2 separate regions of the Homo sapiens genome follow, and region 2 is linked to region 1. Evidence: chromatin contacts called from ENCODE Hi-C data. All regions are on one chromosome and are shown on one strand. The core of a region is the stretch at or near the end of the contact, and the rest is flanking DNA. Distances in the headings are between cores, read along the strand shown.

Evidence for each region. A loop is a pair of places that touch in the nucleus more often than their neighbours do. Pooled maps may share reads with other maps.
Region 2: a pooled map shows a loop between it and region 1 (4-fold over the local background). The contact joins two enhancer-like sites. A Hi-C loop is called at or near these places in 3 of 37 single-sample maps with no recorded cell type and 9 of 50 pooled maps.

The regions. Positions count from the first base shown.
Region 1 is chr4:98,442,888-98,450,572 of GRCh38, forward strand. It overlaps RAP1GDS1 (Rap1 GTPase-GDP dissociation stimulator 1), which reads left to right. Exons shown (of 15, transcript NM_001100427.2): 15 at 1-971. Among named protein-coding and RNA genes, the nearest start is that of RAP1GDS1, 190 kb to the left of the region's middle. Within about 2 kb of position 4,389, at least 12 of the 41 ENCODE cell types and tissues checked have a DNase peak (open chromatin) inside an H3K27ac peak, as active enhancers do.
Region 2 is chr4:98,508,002-98,515,686 of GRCh38, forward strand. The region is part of intron 1 of TSPAN5 (tetraspanin 5); the gene reads right to left. Among named protein-coding and RNA genes, the nearest start is that of TSPAN5, 150 kb to the right of the region's middle. Within about 2 kb of position 2,848, at least 4 of the 41 ENCODE cell types and tissues checked have a DNase peak (open chromatin) inside an H3K27ac peak, as active enhancers do.

The sequences.
Region 1 (7,685 bases), core at 3,139-5,638:
TACGCTGTTTCACTCAGGAACTACTTCTACCAGTTAATCAGCATTATCCAGCACTTGTCTTTAAAATTCATTTGGCGCTTGTTTGTTTTCAACTGAGGAAATTGAGTATAGTTCATTGAAGAATGGAATTTTTTTTTTTTTTTTTTTTTTTGCTGTTTTTCATCATTCAGCTAGAAAGTGAGAAGTTTTATCTTCCATAGTCCTTTTAAATCTTATGTTAGAACTAGCAGGACGTAGGTGGAAAGATGAAGAAATAAGCTTGTCTAGACTAAAGAAAGGAAAGCAGGTTATAAAAGCCATAGTAGCCAGTCCAGTTCATTCTGCAGATGGCCCCATACCAATCGCTGTTAGAGTTTGCCACCTCCACTTTCCCACTGAGAACTGCAGCAATTTTAAAGGATATGAGAAAGCCAAGACTCAAGAGATGAGAAGACCCCCTTGGCGAAATATAGTGTACTCTTCACTGCCACTGCCACCACCAAATGGGTTTTTAGAGCTTTGAAACACAATCTTTGTAAATTAATCAAAACCTCCCTGTGACCCACCTGCCTTCTCCCCATACCCAAATTTGACCACTACTGGCCTAAAAGGCAAGATGGGCTTCGATATAGAAGGACTGCAAGACAGTAGAAAGGGCTGCCACGGAGGTGACAGTAGCTCCTTCCTCTCCAACATGTGATGCTACACATCTCTGTGGATAATCTAAGTTGGACTTTTGACTCTAAAACAGCTATAATCCAAGAAAGTTAAATTCTAATGGAGGTAAAGAATCTTGACTGATTGTTCCCTTTGATGTCCAAATAAGGGAACTATTGTGAGTACGTATGCTACACTTACTATAAGAATGATACTGTTTGTTGTCTTTCTCCTGGGCTGGATAGTGGACTATATTTTATTACAGGCTTTGAAAGACATCTGTAATGTTGCATATCTGTTCATATTAATAACTTAATAAATAGTATATGAAGCTATAATGGCATCATTTGGTTTGTTTGTATATTTTGTCTCTATTTCCAGCTCCTAGAATAAGGCTTGCTATTGATGTTCAACAAATATTTGTTGACTGAATGAATGAATCCTGCATCCATGAAGTTTCCAGACTGCCTGAACTAATTCCAGAAAGATAGACTGACTGACTGATAGAAAGTTTGAGATTTGATAGTTTGTCTGACTTTAGGGAAAAAATTTTAACAAAAGCATCCTAAAATCGTAAATGTGAGAGAAGTTACCATCTAGGCCAGCTGCCAGCCATCAATTTGCTAATATGCTAGGAACTCCCATCTCCAGCAAAATAAAGTGCAATTCAAAGTACTCATCATTGTACGGAAAGACCAGAAGGCTGTGCCCTTATCACAGGGGCTACCAAATTAGATGGTACACTGATGTGCCATTGCAGTGGATGGGAGAGTCTACAGACTGTACTCTCGCTTATCTCCTGCTACTAAATCTTAGTCCTAGAGGCCACTATTTATTAAGTTAGTTTGCTACCCACTAAGAGTACATTCTAAGGGAGACAACAGGAGGGAAGAACAGCACAACAAAGCTTTAACTGTCAATCTTGAGCCAGTACTAGAACATAGATGAAAAGGGCAGGAATACAAGCAAAGAAGATGCCTGAGTGCAATGCACTAGAATATACCCCTTTCCCCCCAACCCCATTAGCAACTTGGAGTCATGCCAGCCCACCCACCTAGACCATAACCTCATTGTGCTCAAAGCAAACACTAGCCCATAACCCAGTGTTTTCCATGATAAAAACATGTTTTGAGCATACTGTCTGATAAGAATGGAGACATAGAAGAAAACTTTTTCATCTAAAATGATTTCTTGAATAGAATGCAGTTCTCATATGCAAGCATTAGTCTGAAGTGTTCTGAAAAATGCTACATGTGAAGAATTCAAAAAGAAATGCTCTTTGTTATAATTAGGAGGCTTATTATCTAATTCTCTTGAACATACTGGGTGAGGATATCTAGACATTAAGACATTTAGGTGAGCATTACCCTTTGTATCCAGCTGTTACTGGAATCAGTAAGCTTAAAAGCCACTTAACATTAGGACGCTATAACATTTGTATTACACAAGTGTCTATTAAAAAGCATGTAATAATATTTGGGATGAATCTTTATAGCTGTAGCCAGGAAAACTGAGGTCTTTTTTCACAGGTGTGATCTCTAACTTTGCCTATATACATATAAATAATATGCCATGTAACTTCACTCTGTCGTCCAGGCTGGAGTGCAGTGGCACGATCTTGCTCACTGCAACCTCCGCTTTCCAGGTTCAAGTGATTCTCCTGTCCCAGCCTCCCAAGTAGCTGGGATTACAGGCATGTGCTCTGACGCCTGGTTAATTTTTGTATTTTTAGTGGAGACAGGGTTTTACCATGTTGACCAGGCTGGTCTTGAACTCCTGACCTCAAGTGATCCACCCGCCTCGGCCTCCCAAAGTGTTGGGATTACAGGCGTATGTTTTATAGGTGTGTCTGACTCAAGTTATGTACTTTAAAAGGGTGATACAGTGCAAAGAGTGTGGTCTTTGGATGCTGTCTAATCTATAGTCATATCCTGGGTCTGTTACATACTAGCTGTGTGACCATAGCCAAGTTACTTAAACTCTTTGGGCCTGATTTCTCAATATGACAAGTTTAATAATCCCTACTTCCCTTAGGATTTTCATGACAATTGAACTTTTAGACGTTCAAGACAAGGTGAGATGGAATTGTGATATCTTAGGGCCTAACCTATATACTCCTCTCTCACTGCTGCAGGATTCCCAACTAAAAGGATTCAAAAAACAACCCCCAAACAGCAGACAGTATGCCTATTAATAGTTTGTAATGTAGAAACAAAATGGCTCACACCTGTAATCCCAACACTTTGGGAGGCTGAGGCGTGTAGGTCACTTGAGGTCAGGAGTTCAAGACCAGCCTGGTCAACATGGTGAAACCCTGTCTCCACTAAAAATACAAAAATTAACCAGGCATCAGGGTGCACACCTGTAATCCCAGCTACTTAGGAGGCTGGGACAGGAGAATCCCTTGAACCTGGAAAGCAGAGGTTGCAGTGAGCCGAGATCGTGCCACTGCACTCCAACCTGGATGACAGAGTGAGAGTCTGTCCCAAAATAAAAATAAAATTTTTAATGAAATTGAGCTTTTTAGCTGTAGCCACAGAGATTCTCCCTAACACTTTGAAAATGGACAATACACATCTGTCTCCTATTTATAACACTAGACAGGAACTTAATATGATGACAATTCATTTTTATATATTGGAACCAAATTATCAAACAAAACAAGCCAGGTAGGTACTGCTGCCTGCGGTTCTTCTGACCTTTGCTCTCTTGGTCTGGTGGTCTTCTCTGGTCCACTAGCAGGAGGACCAGAGAAGGTCAGCACCTCTGACCTTGACCTCCCTTCAGGGAGGTTCTGCTCAGCATCTTGGTGCTTAGTTCCTTGATGTCTAGCATAGGCATGTCAGACAGATACCTAAAACACTTAGAACTTAGGAAGGAAGGGATGATTGAATCCAATTCTAAGATGATGTGAGGAAATATTAACCAGAGGAGCTTTGACTTCAGACCCATCTTTGGAGGAACCCAAAATAGTTCCTAATTTCGGCTAAAGCCAACTATCGGTAGGTAGACAGTTCCGTTGCCCCACCCTCCCTTTTCTCAAGTTTCCAGAATGCAACCCACTCTCTACCATGCTTCTCCTACCATGACTTCCTTTTTTGTGTAGGTAAGAAAAGTAGAAGAGGTGTTAATGAATCATATTCTGCTCTTTTCACCCACACAGCCTCATCCCCTAGTACCCAGCAGAAGTTAGAGGAAGTAACACAGCAGAGTGTCCATGTAGATTCATCATATCCCAAAGTAATAACTATTAATTCCTTTGCTTCCCACTCGCCTATTTCTTGTCCTCTTGTTACCCTATCGTGATTGTGAAACACAGTGACTTCCCCTAAGCCACAACAAGTGAGAACAAGATGTTCACTGACCTGAGAAAACCATCTGACAAAAATTCATTTCCTGTTAATGAGAGAACGGCCTCGCATTTGTGTTATAATATGATCTGACAGTTAGTTCATAGAAAGCATGCTTTGTTATACCTGTGCCTAATGTCTGATGCAAAGTTTCAGAATGACCTTCTGGCATGCTTGCCCACAGCAGTTGCCCAGGGTGTATTTACATGGTTGAAGCATTGTGCCATGTGTAGCTATATCCTTTTTTCCCCCCACTTAAGAATTTCTCATGTTACTAACAACTCAAGTTTTTATAAACCTCTTTTTTAATGGCTGCCTATTTTTTGTTCTTTGTTGTGTTCTTTGTGGTTTTGAGATGAGGTCTTGCACAGGCTGGAGTGCAGTGGCGCAATCTTGACTCACCACAGCCGCAACCTGCTGGGCTCAACTGATACACCTCAGCTTCCCTAGTAGCTGGGACCACAGGCATCACTACTATGCCCGGCTATTTTTTTTTTTAAATGTTGCAGAGATGAAGTCTTGCTTTGTTGCCCAGGCTAGCCTTGAATTTCCAGACTCAAGCGATCCTCCCAAAGTGCTGGAATTATAGGCATGAGCCACCATACCCCCATGTTCTTTAATTATATGGCTGTACCAGAATCTTAACCTTTTCCTGCATCTAGACATTCAAGATATATTCTGACTTTTAAAAAACAAACCCCAAATGCTAGGTTGTGTGTGTTTTCAGATGCTAGGGTAGTTCCTCAATTAAAAACTATCTGACTTGCCAGTCCCTCTATTTTCTGCCCCTAATTCTTAAATCAAAGCCCCAATCCTTTCTTCCTCAGAGATCCTGATCAAATTTCTCAGTGAGGCAGAGCTGCCCTGCCCAGCCTCTGTGCAACCCTTCCTGATACACCCTTACTTTTCATCACCTCTTGAACACTCTGCTCCAACCAAGCCCTCCCCACTCTCCCGAGGGAACCCACAACAGCACCTCCTCCTGGGCATCCAAGCGTTACATCACTTACACCCACGCAACATCTACCACCGCCCCATTACCAAATGTATCAGAGTGCGTTCAGAGTGTATCAGAAGAGGTATAGAGCATACCTACAAGTACCTATGGAACTGATGTTTAGCTGATTGGAGTCTAATCACCTCTTAGCACTGCCATCAACTGCTAGCAACATATTTGCGCCTCTAAACAAACCTGTGAACCACCACTCTGATTTCTTCCAAGCTGATCAACACTCTCCAGGCACCACTCACATGGAGAGGGGAGGGAAGGAGTGGAGGGCCTCTTCTTCCACAAGAGTCATCATTAAACACTCTTCATGCTCTTCATGATTCTATCACCTGGCCAATCTGTTTCTTCCTCTATAGACTAGGGATGGCAAACAAACTAGGGGCCCTCACACATGTTGTTTGGGCCACATGGTTGTTGTTTTTTGTTTTGTTTTGTTTTGAGATGGAGTCTTGTTCTGTCACCCAGGCTGGAGTGCAGTGGTGCCATCTCAGCTTGCTGCAAGCTCTGCTTCCCGGGTTCACGCCATTCTCCTGCCTCAGCCTCCTGAGTAGCTGGGACTACAGGTGCCCGCCACCACGCCCAGCTAATTTTTTGTATTTTTAGTAGAGACATGGTTTCACCGTGTTAGCCAGGATGGTCTCAATCTCCTGACCTTGTGATCCGCCCGCCTCAGCCTCCCAAAGTGCTGGGATTACAGGCGTGAGTCACCGCGTCCGGCCTGGTATTTTTTAAAAAAAAAAAAAAGGAAGAAGAAAAGGAGAAAAAATGAATAGCTTTAAACATTTAAAATGTAAGTGATTTTGCATAAAAATCCATTTCTCTGGCTTTTCTTTTAAAATGAGGAGATCTGGAAACCAGGGACTCTACATTTCAGGAGAAGAGCATGTGGGTGGGGCCCCCTTTGGACAGGATATGTCTCTCTACTGGATTAGATCCCCACCTGGCCATTCACCTAAACTGCATAGCCCCTGGAAGCCTATGCATCTGTGACCCTGTGGATGGAGGCTGTCTGCTTCCAGAGCAGGAGAAAGGGAAATGGATTTTTAGGGACAGAGAACAGCACTATGGGAAAGGCCATGTTTAAGGAAGATCCAAATATTTGACCCAAGGTCATTTATATGACCTGTGCAAACTTGCACTGCCTTTAGTCCCCCAGAGAAGACTTGCCATCCTGAGAGTCAGTGACAGCTGCAGTCTGACAAGTGGCAGGAACATGAAAACAGCTGCAAGCCATGCCCAAGCCTGCACTCACCACATCCTGCTGATAGGAGGGAGCTGGTGCTGGCCCTCCTGTTCCCTCTCCTCTCACAGGGCTGGCAGCAGCTTGTGGGACTGCAGGGATTTAGAAAGTCCCTTAGCTGGATCAGGAATATAGCCCTTCTCCTCAGGCCAAAGACATCTTCATCATCATCTTTATCCCATGAGTCAGGGGATCTTATATAATATGGAAGCCTGCTCACCCAGGCTTATTGCGCTCTGCTTTTGGAGGCCTCCCTTTGGAGAATTCCTAACACAGACTCTACCTGCCAACCTCCCAGGCTAACCTGATCAACCACAATTTCCTCTTTATAGCCAACCCCACAGAAATGAGCCTCCTCATTTTAAAGGACTCATATAATTAGAAGTTCTGCTCCATTCCAGCCAAGATTCCAGTGAAAAGAAACATTCTGCTCCTAAATGTTTCAACGACAGCATGTACCGAAGAACAGCATGTTCCCTATATACCCCAGAGTGAGTAAGCCCCAGTGGGCTCAAAGAAAGACCAGATAATTCTCCTTGCCTTAAGCTAACAAGGGTTACATAGACCGGGAGCTAGAGCATGGCAATGGCAGAGGAATAGTTGCCAAACCTTGCGTTTGCTCTGGATGGCCAACCCATAGCCAAAAACATGCCAGAACTCTTACATCCCTACCATATTTGAAAAAAGAATATAGTATCAATAAGTGTTCAAAAAATGTCTTTGTGGCAAATATGAATTATTTCTTCAATATCCAGCTCTCCTTATTAACAGAACCCCGATTTTGTTCAGAGACTAGTACGTCAAGCTTCAAATAGTCCCATTTTCCAGCTTTCCAAGCTAGTGCTACAGTTCCATAGAAATCCCCAGATATGGCATCCTTTAGTAAATAGAAAGGAAAAGACCTGCTGGGCAAATGCTGTTTTGTCCCTTCACCTTTTCCTTTTTTTCCCCTCCTTCTTGCCTCAAATATGCAGCCCTTCAGCAACGATTAGGTAGAAACCTGAGGATGAAGGCCTGTACCTTAAGGACAGTGGAACAGAAAGGTACAAAGAGCCTGGGTCCACAGGAGCATCAATAAGCTGGAGTAGCGGCCCTATGCTGAGAACCCTCATGCTGATGGCAGGAGACACACACCTGACGTTGAAATCCCTCAGGCAGGGTTTTCCATTATTTCAAATGGAATGAAATCTTGATTCATGAAGCTAGTCGTTAATGTATCAAAATCTCCCCTAGGACAATTTGTTCTGCTTAAAGGCCATGGCCACAGACCTCATGACAACAGAATCCAAAGGATTTAAACAACTGGGGCTACCAGTTTTAACCCTCAAAGTTCAAAAATACACCAAAAAGCCTGACTCTCTAACTCAACAGCCTTCCTCACTACCCAAAGATTTACTAAACACTTACTATGTCAGGCACTGTGTTGGAAGAAGATAAACATGAACCTGAT
Region 2 (7,685 bases), core at 1,598-4,097, 64 kb after region 1:
AATAACATTTAATATGCTGCCTTTTAGGGTAGGGGAGGAAACGGATTCCCCATGGATCTGAGGCCTGTGGTCACTAGAAAATGGATAAGCAGAGGCATTAACTTAGAGGAACTGGGATCTTCTCTTCAGTATTGAGCCATTACAAATGGGCCAGGTCAGCGAGGGGCATGTAGAGCCTTGGATGTCCCTCTTTGATCATGCCTTCCAAAGGTAACAAGAATCTTATCAATGTAACCCAAAGAAAATTCCTAAGTTCTGTTTTCAGAAACTTCGATTGTGTAAATTTTAGTTCAGAGGACCTCCCACCACCCTTCTTGGTTTTGACTCAGTTCCACAACTTCATGCATACACAGAGTATACAACACATGGGACTGAGTTACGCATTCAGCCCTAAGGCAGAGGCACATCTCATACATACCCACAAATCTCACCGTTCTGTCAATTAGCTGTGTTGAGGACTGGGGGAATGCCAGGAGAGGAACAGGTGATAACCAGGAGGGCTTTCCATTTTACTGTTTTTCTTTTTTTTTTTTTTTTTTTTGAGATGGGGTTTTACTCTCTCACACAGGCTGGAGTGCAGTGGCTCAATCACAGTTCACTGCAGCCTCAACTACCCAGGCTTAACCGAGCCTCCTGCCTCAGCCTTCCAAGTAGCTGGGACCATAGGCGCATGCCACCATGCCTGGCTAATTTTTCAATTATTTGTAGAGACAAGGCCTCACTATATTGCCCAGGCTAGTCTCACACTACTGGGCTCAAGCAATCCTCCCGCCTCGGCCTCTCAAAATGCTGAGATTATAGGTGTGAGCCACCACTCCCGGACTAGGGCTTTCCATTTTAATTAATTCTCACTGTATTCCATCTGCTATAAGATACATATATTTTCCCCACATTTGAACACATCTGAAATTGGGATGTATCTTAAAATCCATGGTATCTCATAATTTTTTCCCCCTTGATATAGAAAACAATGGAGTGTTTTGTAACTGGGGCGACACAGACTTGATGACACATTGTACAGAGCTGTCCACCCACTAAAAATCCAATGATCAGGACTGTGTGTAATTGGCCATGAGTAAAGATATGCTTCATCTTTATTATCAATAGCAACTCTCAATTTCCTTTCCAAACACTGAAAAGAGACAAGAAGTTTCAGTGTGATGGCAGCACACCGTTTATTTTACTAACATCTTGATTAAGTTAATGTGAGGAAAGTGGTCCACTGAGAGGGGTATGCAGAGAAAAAAATGAGTGAGAGTGGTTATTTTTTACAGTTCCAGGGAAATCCGAGACCTGCCCACTGGGCAAGGGCTTCACTGTTCTCAGCAGGGAGTTCCTGATACTTTGTAAGCAATCACTAATAAATCCAAACGGGACTTGGACAGATGGCAGGAGCAGAAAGAAAAGGGGACTGACAAAAGACAATTAGCTGCTCCGAAAACATAGTGGTGTTTTTAAAAAGCAGACCTTCCCGAAGCTCTCGACACTCATCTGACATTGAAGCAAGACAACACACAATACATTCTGAGCCCTATACAGAAAATCATGTCCTTGATTTGGCAAGAACTGAAGACCCCTTTCTTCCTACCCCTTGCTCTTATAGGGGACTCCTTGGAAAGTGTTCAGAAAGATTTCTCGTTTTACTATCCCAACTGAAAAACCGTGCTCAGCCCTGGTCAGAGAGCTATTTCATTTTACATTTCAGATCCAAAACAAGTGAATCTCCAAAAGACTCAAAGGTACTTAGGACTCTGTAGCACAAAAGTAAAACAATTCAGCATGTTACTCTCATATTTATAGGTGCTGGGCAAAAGAGAACGACCACTGACAAGTGAGTGTACAGGCTCCCATGAGACCTAGGAAGCACAGAAGCACAGAGTTAAGGCTTTGACTTCAACCCATTGACATCAAACACAACCCAGTGAAATGGCTGACTTTCCAATGCTGAAGCTCCTCATGGACAAATGTTTGGTTATTTTCCCTGACGCAGTATTCACTGTCCCTCCTGCTGCTGATGGTGTGGACATGTTCCTGCCGAAGGCCTCTGCTTGATCGCTAAGATTTGTTTTTATTACTTTCCAGGCATCATGCTTAGTGCTTTGTGTGCAATGTCTCTTTAAAGCTTCACAACAATTTTACTCTGAAATAGGCGCTCTTATTATCCCCTTTTTAGGAAAGAGGAAAATGAGGTTTAGAGAGTTTAAATAACTTGCTCAGAGGCACATAGCTTCTAAGCAGAGGAGCAGAGACTTGAACAAGAGAAATACATGTTCTTAGCAGTCCTGATAAATTCCCCTTTGCTCCCATGATATAAAAAGTTGAGGCATTCAGGCTGGAATTACATGGTACATGATCAGCATATCATATATTCCTCCCCCAGCAAGCAAAGGGGTGTGGAAAAGGTAAAGAGAGATAAAAACCTTGCCTTCACATAAGAACTGGCTGTGGAACAGAAATTCCCCACTTTGGTGTCCACAATGGAGTTAAGCAAAAGAACAGAGAAATTCAATGGTGGGTCCACATTCTCCTTTTTAAATAAAGTTTTCGTCTCTCCTCTTGGCACTTTGAGACAACTTTTTTCATTCACGAGCCATATAAATAGCTTGGAAACCAATGGTTTTCCATAAAGAGGAGAGAGAAAAAAAGTAGGGATTTAAAGAAGACTCACAGACAATTTCCTTTATAATCTTGCTCCCATATTTCCTGCTTTGACTGTGACTTTCCAAACAAGGGTTTAAGAACTGGGAAAGAACACAATTTGAAGTTAAGGGAAACACTCAATACCTAAGCAAGCAAGTGGTGCAAGCCTGGGCCTCAACTTGATACATACCTTCAGTGCTACATCACTAGCAAATGTCCTCCCAATTATTCTCAGACCATATGTTTTGTTTTAAAATCAAGTTGTTCCAGTTCCCAATAATTAAACAGAGAAGAGCCAAAAAACAGAGACAGGCATGCAATACTTGAGGCACATTCAGTTTCCCCTTCCCACCTCCCAAAGAAAAGACAACCATAAACCACGAAACTGACCTCATTCTGAAACCCAGGGAGGCCCACTTGCAGGAAATAGCTGAGAAGTCTTAAAGTCAACCCTTTACTCTTTTGAAATGGAAAAAAATATATCTGAGGCATCTTATCTGAGGCATCTTCCCACATGGCAATATATGCAAATGTACAGTACAAATGTTTGTCAACCCAAATTTTGATGTTTTAAAATAAATAACAATAATTTTGCCGGCATTTGTTGAATGCTAAGTATGGCTAAACTACAGCCACGTGTTGCTTAATAAAGGGAATACGTTCTGAGAAATGTGTAGTCATGCAAACATCATAGTGTACTTACACAAGCCTAGATGGTACAGCCTATGACGCACCTAGGCTATATGGTATAGCCTATTGCTCCTAGGCTACAAACCTATACTGCATGTCACTGTACTGAATACTGTAGGCAACTGTAATACAATGGTAAGTATCTGGCATCCAAACGTATCTAAACATAGAAAAGGCATAGTAAAAACACAATATAATAATCTTATGGGACCACCATTGTATATGCAGTTGGCTGTTAACTGAAACATCATTATATGGCACATGACTACTGTTTCAAACTGAGCTGCACTGGTAAGTGTAAAGTGCAGGCTGAATTTTGAAAACTTAATATGAATAAAAGGAATGTAAAATATCTCATTAATATTTATTATCGATTACATCTTGACGTGATAACATTTTGGATATACTGGGTCAAATATTTAAATTAATTTCATTTCACTTTTTAAAGATAGCTATGGAAAACGTAAACTACATAGGTGGTTTGCATTATATTTTTATAGAATAATGTTGGTACAAAGTATCCCATAACAATATCCCAGGCACTAGATATTGTTTTAATCCCCATTTTATAGATAAGGAAACTGAGGCTTAGAAATTTTAAGGCCAGGTGCAGGGGTTCACACCTGTAATCCCAGCACTTTGGGAGGCCAAGGTGGGCGGATCATGAGGTCAAGAGATCGAGACCATCCTGGCCAACATGGTAAAACCCCGTCTCTACTAAAAATACAAAAATTAGCTGGACGTGGTGGTGCACACCTGTAGTCCCAGCTACTTGGGAGGCTGAGGCAGGAGAATCGCTTGAACCTGGGAGGCGGAGGTTGCAGTGAGCTGAGATCGCGCCACTGCACTACAGCCTGGCGACAGAGCAAGACTCCGTCTCAAACAAAAAAGAAAAAAAAAAGAAATTTTAAGTATTCCTCCCAAGATCATAAAGGTGCCTGAGCTACATTGCTCAGAAAATCTGAATCCTTAGCCCAAGACCAAAACTATTATACTTTCCTAATATGCACAGAATGTTTGTCCACAGAGCAAGCTCAGGGACGGAGAACTGTAATGAAACTCATGCCCTAAGTCTCTAAATTACTCTTTTAATTTCTAGGCATCAAAGGTATGTTTTCCCACCTAGGAATGAGAACAGCCCTCAGGCAGGCTGATGGAAGCCTTCAGGCATAGCAGAAGGACAGCCGGCAGAGCTGACCCTTGGGAACAGCTGGAGAAGAAAATGGCCCCAGCATGTGATGAGGGCGATTAGTTACCTCTGGAGGGACACATCTGCCCCACTTTTCTCTGAATTCTACAAAAGGAAGATCCTTTCCTCCCTATCTGGTGGTTTTCTTCCTTGCTGAACCTCCAACATTTTGAAATTGGTACAGTGCCTTATTCTAACTGGTATAAAAATGGATACTTCAAGAGGCCATTCATCCATTCATTTATAATCTGCAACAAATATTCTTGAGTTCCTATTTTGTACTAGACACTACTTTTCTCTTGGGATAAATGAAGGTAAGAAAACAGAAACAGTTCCTGCCTCCAATGAGCATACAGTCCAGTAAGAGAGAGAGAGAGTCCTCAAATAAAGAGTAAAACGTAAAATCATTCCTAATGGTGCTACAAAGGAGAAACAAATAAGGCCAAAGAAACTATAACAGGGGGATTTGACCTGGAGGGGCATCTGAAGGTTTCCCTGAGTGAGAAATGCGTACATGTAGTCCAAAGGATGAGAAGGAGTTAATGAGCAAAGAAAGGAGGAAGAGTGTTTCAGGCAGAGCAGAATGTACAAAGTCCCAGTAGAGAGAGAAGCATGACAAGTAAACAGGTCTAAAAGGCAATTGCTGTGGCTGGTGCACAGAGAATGGGGGAAGTGGGGAAGGTACAGCAGGTTTGCAATTAGAGACACGAGCATGGACCAGCCCATGCAGGCCTTGTAGCCCACCTTAAGGAATCCAGTCATTCTCCTACAAGTGCCAGGAAGCCATTTAAAGGCCAGCTATGTGTGGTGAGCAGGGGTGGGGTAGGCAGGCAGGTCTTTGCAGATCTGGGCTTTGGAAAAATGAGGATCTGGGCCGCAGAAAAGATTAGAGTCTGAGTGCATCTACAGTGATCAAAAGGAGGTGACTTTGGTAATACAGGCAAGATGTGATCATGTCCTGGGCTGAAATACGGTGAAACGGTCGGAATTGAGAGCTACTGAGAAGTAAAACTGACATTTTCAGTGGGGGTGGGAGGAAGGGGAAGGAAAAGGAAGTGTTAAGGATAATGCCTACATTTCTGGCATCTTCTACAGAGACTATGGCTCTTCAAAATTCCAAAGACTTACATCCCCTCTGACAGAAGTTATTCTCAGGTGCCAATTTCATAACTAGCTTGATCTAGTGGCACTTCTGAAGGACAGTTTTCTTTTCTGTGTATTTTGGCTGCTATCTGAATTCTCTTTGAAATAAATTTCGGTTTGTATACTTTTAAAAAATAAATTATTTAAAAATATACATATATTTCCAACACCCCTGCTACTTTTATTCATAAAAAGCAAATAGATAGATAGATAGATAGATAGATAGATAGATAGATAGATAGATAGTATATATCAAGTTCCTAGACAATTCTTAAATTGACACTTTCAATCCTCTTTGCTTAAAAACATAGCAATTACATTGATGGCATCTGCCCAGGATCCTGTGAACAGACTCAAAATAACAGCACACAAGGTAAATATGATAGAGGAAAATAAAGATCAAGTCAATCTTCTTACCTAAATTGGAGTCACAAAAATATCATCCTAAATAACAATGAATGGAAAAAAACCCAACATTCTGATGAAGTCTTTAAGAAAATGTTAATCCCTGCCTGAATAAACAGGAGAAATGCATTTAAAAATTTAGCATAGAAGGGAGGCAAGGGGAGAAGTGCCATTAGGAAAGTTGTATTTTCCTGAAGCTGCAGCACCTGTACTCTGTATTATATATTTTCTGACACTTTAGTCTGAACAACACTCGTTTTAGCAGGGTCCACACAAATGTGCTAAATACTTATAATAACAAAATAAATGTCTTTATAGAGGAGGGACTTATTTCAGGAATAAAAAAACCTCTGGGGATAATTCTGGCCATGTCAAAGGAGTAACTGTGGGCTGGTGGAAAATTCAATATGCAGAAAGTCAATCCCAGTTTTCCCATTGGGTCCCCGTGTCCCAGTTTGTACATTCAAACTGTCCGGAGTCCTCATGGTAAGATGGCGTGACTGATAAAGCTCAAACTGTAAACAGGACATGTCCCATCCAGCCAGGGTCACCATCTCTCATGTCACTTCATCCTGATGGCCTCCTTTCAGTGTGGCCCGAGTGCACTCTGCCTGCTGAACCCTGACTCCAGTGCTACGTAGTTTCATGATCTTGGGAAAGGGTCTTCATTCATTTGGCAAATATTTATTGAGCACCTACCATGAGCAAGGAGGTCATCTAGGGGCTTTGGATAAACTGGGAAACAAAACAAAGTGACTGGTCTTGTGGGGTTTACATTCTAGTTGAAGTGTGCAGGAAGAGAAAGGCAATATAAAGAAACATAAGTGAGTAGATGCAGGGAATTTTTTAAAATGGGAAGTGCTGTGGAAAGAGATCAGTGTCACGGGCTTGTCATGTGGCAGAAGACAGAGGAGGCACTGCAATATGAAAGCAGAGCAAATAACAGAGGTCTTCACTAAGAAAGTGACATATAAGCAAAAACACAAAAGAGGTGAAGGAGTGAATGGCAGGTGTCGGGGGAACAGCATTCCAGGGAAAGTCTGGAGGCACAGCCACCAAGTGGCTGCAAGACACAGCACAGAGGATGATAGGAGCCAGGTTGTGTTGGGCTTTGCAGGCTGTGGTGAGGACTCTGGTTTCTCCTGAGACAAAGAATCACTGGAGGGTTTCTTGACTTCTTAGAGCTCTGGTGTCCTTACCTGTCACATGCAGATAAGAAGGGCACCTCAGAACTGCACAAAGCAATTGTGTGTGTTGATGTGACCACGTGAGCACTGAGTGCTTGGCAAGTATTGTCATTAATATCAGTTCCTGCCCCCCTCCTGACACATTTCTCAACCTGCCCCTCCAACCCTGCCATCTACAACTGGTCAAAATGAAATGCAGCTTCACGTCCTGCCTCCTCCAAATACAAGAAAATATACTAGTTCACAGTGATCAGAGGCTCTCTCTCTCTCTCTCTCTCTCCCTCTCCTGAACTTCTGTATCACTTGCTGCATGTGCCCTTATTTGACATTTACACACACACACACCCAAACACAGAGGATTATGGAGGAGTGATGTGACCTGGGATTAGATAACAGAGATCAGTGATGGGGCCTGTCCTAACCAGAGAGCA